Regions from separate parts of the Homo sapiens genome. Here region 2 is linked to region 1. Evidence: chromatin loops called from intact Hi-C (ENCODE). Cell type or tissue: MCF 10A. All regions are shown on one strand.

Evidence for each region. Peaks named below come from ENCODE experiments on the same cell type or tissue, not always from the same donor. Only the 100,000 strongest peaks of a DNase experiment are listed, where the experiment ranks them.
Region 2: it touches region 1 in a loop (6-fold over the local background); 4 of 110 quality-filtered maps call a loop at or near these places.

Annotation. Positions count from the first base shown.
Region 1 is chr7:3,399,746-3,404,745 of GRCh38, forward strand. The region is part of intron 1 of SDK1 (sidekick cell adhesion molecule 1); the gene reads left to right. It overlaps LOC124901577 (a long non-coding RNA gene), which reads left to right. Exons shown (of 2, transcript XR_007060196.1): 1 at 1-5,000. Among named protein-coding and RNA genes, the nearest start is that of SDK1-AS1, 50 kb to the left of the region's middle. RefSeq lists an enhancer at 1-560. In MCF 10A, no CTCF peak of the experiment used is centred here; no DNase peak of the experiment used is centred here.
Region 2 is chr7:3,894,524-3,899,523 of GRCh38, forward strand. All of the region lies in intron 5 of SDK1 (sidekick cell adhesion molecule 1), which reads left to right. Among named protein-coding and RNA genes, the nearest start is that of SDK1-AS1, 540 kb to the left of the region's middle. In MCF 10A, a CTCF peak has its summit at 3,116 (motif pointing left); a DNase peak (open chromatin) is centred at 3,108.

The sequences.
Region 1 (5,000 bases):
GTGAGGGGCTCTGTATATGTGTTGTGTATGGCTCTTTCCTCGGCTTGTATATGGCCCGGTACATGTGTGTGGAGTTCCAGATACCCACTGTGGACATCTCATTTCACAGGTCTCCCATTTAAATTTTTGGCTGGACTCTTGGCTGCCCAACTGGTATGGCCGACTTAATAGCTGTGGTGTTAATCAATTGCAGCTGATTGTTTTTGACAAATGCCCTAGGGTAGAGGGCTTCTCCTGCTTGGTGAGCTCTGCATGACATCAAGTAATGATAATGCCTTGTGAATGGGGCTTCCCTGAGAGCTGTGAAGCAGGTCAGACAGTGACAGTGCTCCAGAGAGGGCGCTTTTGGGGAAGTCTGAACTGGGTCTGCTCCCTCTGGTGGCTACAGGACTACACATTTTCACATTGTTAGGGAGGCTGCTGGTTCTTAGCCTACTGTGAATGGAGCTTAGGAGAGAGGGATGGAGTAGACCAAGTTAAAATGCCATGAACCAAGCCTTTCTAGCCAAGATTCAGCAGCTTTCCTAAGATAATGCTTTAGATTGTTGTACAGCTTTGGTTAATTTTCAGAATTTTCAAAAAAGTTGATTTTGAAAATTGTGGCAGCATTTTCATTGTTTTTATGCATGGGAGCGTTTCCACAGATCTTCACTCCACCATTCTGAGAGTGCCCCCAACTTCGAATGGATGAATTTTTATAACAAGTGAAAAAGTAAGTCCCTGAAGGTTACATACAGCCTTTACCCATTTTATCAACTTAGAAACAATGAAAAGAACGTATGTACTTATAAATACATAAAAATATACACAGTATTTGTATTACACAAAAATAGATAAACATAAAACTATAAAAAGTAAAGTACAGGATTCTGGATAGTGGTTACCTCAGATGGTGGCAGACCAAAGGATGGGAGTGGGGGTTACCTAGAAATATATGTGTCATAATTAAGGTCCAGTTTTATTTTGTAGTTGGTGGGTTCATGGATTCTTATGGCGTAATTAAAAATATATACACAGGCAAAAACATTTTATGGTTGTGTTTGCCTTCATGTTAACACATGAGATGAGGAATCTATTATGCAACAGAGCTTTATAAAGGAGCTTCAACCTCAGTTTTCAAAGCCATTCTTACGGCCAGAGGAATTGCTTATGGAGCTTATCTCTACCCAGTCTCGTGTAGGTCTGCCTCAGCTGGCCGAACTCCAGTGTCAGGACAGGACAGTGATGATGAGAAGGGAAGGGACAGCAGCCAGTGCCAGTTCGAGATGAGTAGTCATCTAATACTGCCTCTGCGTGGGTCCCTGCTGCCATCCGCAGCCTCATAGCCCTCAGCTCCGTAATGTGTCCTGATGGATTTAGAAGATACATAGGGAGCTGTCATTGTGAGTCTGAAAAATATACAGATCACGCTTCACTTACTAAAATCCATACTTGATGATGTCAGCCACTTACACGAGCATTCAAGAGGTCTTCTAGAATAATCACATGACAAGATTTGGGGGAATACACAGAATTCCAATCAAGATGAGTTGAGCATAATATCATGGAGGCAGGATCAGAATGGAAAGGTAACTGATAACTTGGAAGTTTAAACAATTACAATTTTCCTGTTTACTGTGTGACAAGAGCATTATGGGGCCTTGAAAATGGCAGTGTCACCACTGGGTAATATATTTTATTCAAAGACTTTTTGAGAGAGAGCATCTGTAGAGTCAAATGGTACTTGCCAAACTATTCCATGTATGGAACCCATAGGACTTCATAATTTTATGGTTTGCTGGGGGAAAATAACAAGACCACTCATGGCCCAGGTGAGTCTTGAAGAGGCTGTGGCCACAATATACTGAGCCAGCCGTAGTTCACTGGATGGGAAGACCCAAGTTTGACTTCCAGATTTACTTCTTACTTGCACTTTGGGCAGTTACATTACTTCTCTGAGCCTTATTTTTTTTTTTTATTATGGAGATAATGCTACTGATGTGTAATAATTTTGTATCTACTAGTATTAGAATGTATGAATTACCCCTTAATTTTTCAAATACTTAAACTGTTAACATCTGAATCTTGGCCAAAATGAGCACAAATGGCATTTGTATAAATGCCTAGTTATTAAATGTTATCACTATTTAACTATCTGGATTTGAAGACCAGTGCATGGCGTTTGCTAGGAGTTTATATCATGTTCTTACGTATGTGTGTAGCTGTCTTTACTGCATCTGTCGATTAGGAGGTAAGAACACCTGCTGAATATGTACCTTGAGCTAGCTATTGTGGGAGATATAAAAGAAGCACAAAACTGGATCCTGTCCTCATGGAACTCAATCTGGTTTCTGAGGTTTAGCTTTTATGTGACTCACAGATAGAGCAATGTCACAGAAAATAATATGCGGAAAATAAATGCAAAAAGAACTTGAGAAAGCTTCATGTGGCTCAGTATCCTGCACTCAGTAGGATATGTGGAGGATATATATAAAATCTAATTGAGATTCTTAGGAAAGGCTTTAATGAAGACTGGAGAATGAATGATATCTGTTATAAAGGATGGTGAAGCTTGGCTATTCAGAGAGTAATGGAGGAGGTACTTCAGTAGTTTTTATTGTGTCTGCCCAAGAAATTCACTCGGAAGCACAATGTTTATTTCTGAAGAGGCAAAGACCAAGTTTTAGAAAATAAAGTTCTCCTAAATACTATTATAAAGTTTGAGTATTTCTATTATGATTTTATGACTTCCCATCTGTGGTAGGTGTTTTATTGAAATTATTTGAATGTTATCAAGCTGTGACAACAATGCTTTAAAGGTCATACACAAAGCACAATTAAATTTCCCAAGTGAAATAAGAATGTGCATTGTGAAAGGCAGAGAATTTCAAGTAGTTCAGTTTTGTTGTTGCTTTTTTTCATCTGGGCCATTTTTGAGGTGTTTAAATCAAAAAGTTGTTTTTCTTCTTGATTGCAGTTTTCCCTTAGTTATTTGTGTAGCTTAAAAATGGAAACCAATGTGTTTAAGTTGCAATATTTTTGAGTCTATTAGTTAATATAAACTTTATTCTACACTCAACAGTAGATTGCATTATAGCTATGTGGAATGTAAAGATTATTTTGCACTTATATAAATGTGATAGCTTCTGATTGATACAGATTTAATTATGCAAACTTTGGCTTATTATGAATTAGATGAAACATTTCTATTCCTCTGTTTCTTTCTTTCTTTCTTTTTTTGAGACAGAGTTTCACTCTGGAGTGCAGTGGTGCTATCTCGGCTCACTGCAACCTCTGCCTCCCGGGTTCAAGTGATTCTCCTGCCTCAGCCTTCCCAGTAGCTGGGATTACAGCTGCATGCCACCACACCCAGCTAATTTTGTATTTTTAGTAGAAACAGGGTTTCTCCGTGTTGATCAGGCTGGTCTTGAACTCCTGACCTCAGGTGATCTGCCCGCCTTAGCCTCCCAAAGTGTTGGGATTACAGGTGTGAGTCACCATGCCTGACCTATACTTCTGTTTCTTATGAGCTTACTTATTAGAAGATCTCTAAGATTCCTGTAATTTAAAATTTTGTAATTTCATTTCATTTTACCCATTTACATCATTAAAGTGATGAATGGTTGCTTCTTTCAAATGGTGGGAAATGAATTTTGGAGAATTGTTAGTTATTATTGCTCATTTAAGGTTATTTGAACGTTTTGACTATTTGATGGTGTTTTTTGTTTGATTTGTGATGCTGACTCATAAATACCATGAAAAACAGGTCTTTTTGTTCTAACCGAAAGAGGGATTATTTAGCAGCTTAATGACTTTGGTAAATAAAAGTTTATTTGCACCTATGAGAAAGATGACAGGTAATATCTAGATATCTGAGTAAAGAGTAAAGAGAGCACAAATACAATAAGATATGGAGACTCAGTATCCTATCAGCTTTTTGATGTAAAATGGTACAGTAGTTACTACCTAAGAGAATAGTCTATTTCCATGCTGGTTGCTCACTTGTGTGCTCTTCTGAAAGAGTGAGGGCACTGTGCGTCTGACTGGATACTGGGGTACTCTGTTTCCAAGCTGCATTACAGGGATTTGAAATATCTTACATATATATATATATATATATATATATATATATATATATATATATAATATATATATTTATTTATATTATATATATATTTATTTATTCCATATACAGGCATACCTTGGAGATATTGCAGGTTAGGGTCCAGACCATTGCAATAAAGTGAATCACACAAATTTTGTGGTTTCCCAGTGCATATAAAAGTTGTGTTTATGCTATTTTGTAGTCTGTTAAGTGAGCAATAGCATTATGGCTAACAAGAGTACATACCTTAATTAAACATTTTCTAAAAAATGCCTGCACAGAGACGTGAAGTGAGCTGATGCTATTGGAAAAATGGCATCAATAGACTTGCTGGACATGGGCTGCCACAAACCTCCAAAATTTGTAATTTTACAAATTAAAGCCCTCAATTTGAAAAACATAATATCTGTGAAGCACAAGAAAGCTAAGTGCAGTAAGACAAGGTGTGCCTATATATGTTTCTGTGTATATTTAAATAACTTATATTAATAGCTGCAAACAGTAGATTTCTTCCGGTGTATGGCTTTGTCATTGTTATCACTGATTTGTAATAATTTACCTCTTTTTTGTATGTTTTATTATTTTCTGCCATGGTTGATAAACAAGTTAATTTACTCTCAGAACAGAGAATCTGCAGTATTATTATTAATAGTGACTGTTGACTTCTTTTGTCATCTAAACAACTTGTTAGTCTGCCCTTAGGCTTGACATTATTTTTGTTGTGAAAGAATATTCAGTAAAAAGTTTTGACATGTTTAAAATCATTAAATACTTCCAAACTGGTTTGGAAAGCTTCTCTGGGCTGAAAGCCAGTTGATTCTTATCAGTCTTTTTGCATGACTGAAGTCAATTACTTCAGAGCTTGAACAACTGCAGCCTTGGTAAATGGTCCAGTACTGTCCAGTAGTACAATATG
Region 2 (5,000 bases), 490 kb after region 1:
AGCCACTGAAAGGAACCCTGAGCCTCAGTTTGCAGCCCAGAGATGCTCCGGGGTCTCGCCCAGTGCATATTCCTGGAGAGCTACAACATCAGGGCATCAGATCCACAGAAGATACATGTGCTTCACTATACACCAGGTGTGTATTGAAACTAAAGCAGAGTAATACTATTTTTTCTTTTTTTTTTTTTTTTTTGAGACGGAGTCTCACTCTGTCCCCCCGGTTGGAGTGCAGTGATGCAATCTCGGTTCACTGCAACCTCTGCCTCCCAAGTTTAAGCGATTTGTACTTCAGCCTCCCGAGTAGCTGGTGGCACGTGCCACCATGCCTGGCTAATTTTTTGTGTCTTTTAGTAGAGAAGGGGTTTCACCATGTCGGCCAACTCCTGACCTCAGGTGATCTGCCTGCTTTGGCCTCCTGAAGTGCTGGGATTACAGGTGTGAGCCACTGAGCCCTGCCAAGACTCTCATTTCCTAACTCTTGATTACCAGCGTGTCTCTAATGTACATTTTACTGATTCATTCCTCTAAAAATATTGTTGCTTTTACTCAATATGGTAAAAGTTTCTATTATAGGGTAAGAAGAATAGCACAAAATATTCACCAGGCATGGAGGATATCATTGCAGTTCAAGAAAGAAATCATAAGTAGTAATTAAGGGGCTTGGTACCCATAGAGTCATCTCATCATCACTGTAATAAATCATTCTTATATTTATTTATTGGAGCCTGAGGATGTTAAACCCTTACTTTTGTATGACCATTCATAGCTTATTGGTGCTTTCATCTTTATAGAAACACATTAGAGTCTGGCTGCCTCAGGGCCCATTCCCTAGTCACTTCCAGCCAGACATCCATGTATCAAAGCTCTAGCCAATCAACATGTAGTGGACGTCTGCTAAGTAGGGCTTCCAAGGATGTTTTCTGTTTAGAATAAAAAGGGGGAAATGTGGCTAGCCACATTTGACCACTATCCCTTCTTCTGGAACATGGATGTAAAGCTGGAGACAGTGTAGCCATCTCGTGACCACGAAGCAGTGATGAGGAAGACAAGAAGCAACTCACGGAAGGACCCATGCCCCCTTTCTCTTTCCACTCCGCTGTCCTGAGGCTTCTTCTTCTTCCTCTTCTTTTCAAGTTGCGTAAAGTGGATACTTAGATCCCTGAAGTCAGACCTTTCTTCTTTTCTAGTGTAAGTGCTTGATGCCATCAGTATCCCCAGGCACTGCTTTAGGCTCATCTCCCCATTTTTATGTTGGGTCTTCATTTTCTTTCATGACAAAATATCTTCTAATTCCCTTTGCATTTTCTCCTTTCACCCATGGATTATTTATAAGTGTGTTGTTAAGTTCTAACTCTTTGGCGATTTTCCAGATAACTTTCTGTTACTGATTTCTGATTTAATTCTGCGGTGGCCAGAAAACATACTCTGCATGATTTCAATCCTTTTAAATTTATTGAGATTTGTTTTATGGCCCAGAATATCTTGGCATATGTTCTGTGTGCACTTAAAAAGAATTTGTATTTTGCTGTTGTTGGGTGGAGTGTTCTGTAAATATCAATTAGGTCAAGCTGGTTGATAGTCCCGTTCAAGTCTTCTGTTTACTGATTTTCTAAGTTTTAAAGACATTTTAAAAAATGAAAAACGAAATGTTTATATATTTACTCACATATTGACCATTTCTGCTGTTCTTTATCCCCTGTGTACATTCAGCTTTTGGTTTGGCATCTTCCTTCTCCCTGAAGGCATGTCCTTAATACTTCTTGAAGTGCTGGCCTGATGGTTTAAATTCCACCCAGTGCCCTATGCATGAGCGCTGGTAGGAGCACACCCTCTTCCTGGCCTTGTGTGGGCTGTCAGGATTATGTTGCCTCCTCCTGTTATTTCCTGGCCTTGGTAGTTTCCTTACCTGTATGCACAGATCAACACTCAGCAAAAGACCCTGAAGCTCTGTCTGCCACAGCTGCCTCTTCTGTGGCATTTTTCTCCACTAGCTTTAGCCTCCTGGGCCTCCGCAGACTCTAAACTCTGGCTTGTTAACTCAGCAAGCCCACTGGGATCTGTCTGGCTTCCCTCAGCCTGGATTGGGAACTCTTTCAAGGCAGCGAGCTGGACACTCTTTTGTTTTCCTTCACCCAGGAATCACTGTCCCGTGCTGCCGGTGGTCCAGTGTCAGAAATCGCTGCTTCACATATTTTGTCTGGTTTTCAAGCTGTTTAAGGTGGGGGAATAAATCTGATTCCTGTTACTGTATCATGGCTGAAAGCAAAAGTCCTCTTCACCTACTTAAAAAAACTTAATTGTAGCAAAATATACATGTATTAGTTTGTTTTCACACTGCTATAAATAACTACCTGAGACTGGGTAATTTATAAAGAGAAGAGGTAGAATTGACTCACAGTCCTGCATGGCTGGGGAGGCCTCAGGAAAGTTACAATCATGGCAGAAGGGTGAAGGGGAAGAAGGCATGTCTTACATGGCATCAGGAGAGAGAGAGCAGAGGGGAAGAACTGCACACTTACCAAACAACCAGATTTCGTGAGAATTCTATCATGAAAGCAGCAAGAGGGAAATTCACCCCTTAATTCAATCACCTCCCACTAGGCCACTGCCACAACACATGGGGATTACAACTTGAGATGACATTTGGGAGGGGACCAGAGCCAAACCATATCAATACATAACATAAAATTTAGCATCTTCTCCATTTTAAGTCTCCCGTTCAGTAAGAAGTATTATGCACATTAACATTTCTGCACACTCATCACCATCATGCATTTCCAGAACATTTCCAGCTTGCTCAACTGGAAGCTCTTTCCCCATCAAACAATGATTCTCATTCTCCCCTTCCCCAGCCCCTGGCACCCACCATTGTACTTCCTGTCTCCTTGAATTCTACTACTCTAGAGGCCTCATATAAGTGGAGACACACAGTGTCTGCCCTTTTGTGTGTGACTTATCTCAGCATAATGTCTTTGAGGCTATCCATATTGTAGTATGTGTTGGAATTTCCTTCTTTTTTAAGGTAAAATAATATGACCTTATATGTATAGACCATATTATGTCTTTCCTTTCATGTGACGGACACTTGGGCTGCTCCCCCTTGTGGCTGTTATGAACAGTGCTCCCATTTGCCACGTTCTTCTTAATGTTCAACAACTTTGTTAAAATTATTTAAATGCAATGATAGTCATCTCACCATGTAGTTCAACTTGTTTTTACAGCTGTGTGTGTGTGTGTGTGTGTTATAATGGGAAGAAGATGAAATAAATGGTTATAGTTAATTTGGGAACTTTGATCAAATCCCCTTTCTTTCCATATTCCTTTCCTTTTTTCTTTTCTTAAATTTCCCTTTTCTTATCTTTTCTCTCATCTTTTACTCTTCTCTTTGCTCTTTCTTTTCTCTCACTCTTTTCTTCTCCTTTCCTTTTCTGCTCTTATTCCATTTCTTGCCCTCCTTTCCTTCCATGTGTGCACAGTACACTGACCCAGGAAGCCGCCGTGTGCACACACACCCCAATCAACATGACTGAGGTGCTACGGTATTAGCATGAAGCAACTCATATTCCAGGGGCAGAGAGAAGATGTGAACATCCATGAATGTAACCTGAGTTGAAGTGGCCTGAATAGAAGAACAGAAGTGCAGATACGGTGCTTTAATTACTCAGTGACAGAGGTTATTTTTGGTTAGGGAGAATCTGGAAAGTCTTCATTGTAGGGCCGACAGTTGACCTGAAACCTGAGAGTCGGGCACAGTTGGGGTTTCCAACAGGTGCAAAGATTTTCTAGGTTACAGAACCACTAGAGCAAAAAGCGCAGACATGGGACAAGCCTGCTGTCCGGTACAATGTCACATCATGATGCCATTCAGACCTCTTTTCCCAAAGATTCTAACTAGCTTTTTTAAACTTTACAGTGATATACAGAAAATGATAAATACAAGTCATCATTAAAATGGAACAATGAAAATTACTCACTTTTCATGCACTTTGCCCTTTTCTGATTGGTTTTAGACTCGGTACATTGCAAATATTTTTCCAATTTTATCATTTGTCTTTTGTGTTTTACATCCTGTTGTCCTTAAGGAAATAACTGCAACAAAAGAGCAGCATCTCAGGAATTCTCACTGATGAAAATGAGTCATCCGAATTAACAAAAAGTTTGAATTACTAACTTATTAATAGAATTTTGGTTTTATTATGTCACGCCCCTTGTGTCATCCTTGATTGCCAAACTAAGTCTTAGTAATTAGAGCTCGTTGGGAACGTGTTTTAATAAATAGATGGTGATTGTTTCATTTTTAAGTGCCAAGAAGTTCATTCTTTACTAGGCTAAATTCATCTGTAACATCTTATGTTGTTAATCAGTTTAAGGAAATATTTTACCTTTAAATAAATGTATTTTTAGCCTAATTTGTAAACAAATTATCATAAATTCTAAGTTAATGGTTTCCCAATTCTATAGTAAGGTGAAACAGTCCATATCTACCTCATTTTATTATCGTATCAGCTCAATTTTAGGCCTCCTTTTGGTTTCCATTTAAGTCATGAGAAATTTACTAAAATATCATATTTCCTGTGATCCTGTCAGTCTTACTGGTGACTTTAAGTGAAACAATGTGTGAGAATTGTCTTTGGAAAGCAAAGTTGTTCACCCTCCCTGATCTGCTGTTGAGGAACCTCCATGCTCTTCTTAATATATGAGTATGTATCACCCTCAGTCTCCCTACAGAAATATTGCGCTTTAACACTTCCACTTTTTCCATGACACATCTGTCCTTGCCCCTCCTTGGCTTGGAGTTCTTTCATATCTCCCCATCATCTACAGGCTAAAGTCTGTTTGAGAGCAGAACTTTGTAGCCAAAAGGCCCATTTAAATCCTATGTCTACCACGTGAGATGCAACTTACAGGATAATCACTCATTTTCTCTCGGCATCAGCTTCCTTGTCTAGGAAGGGGGAGCAGTGTGGCTGCCCTACAGCATTGGTGGGAAGACTAATGAG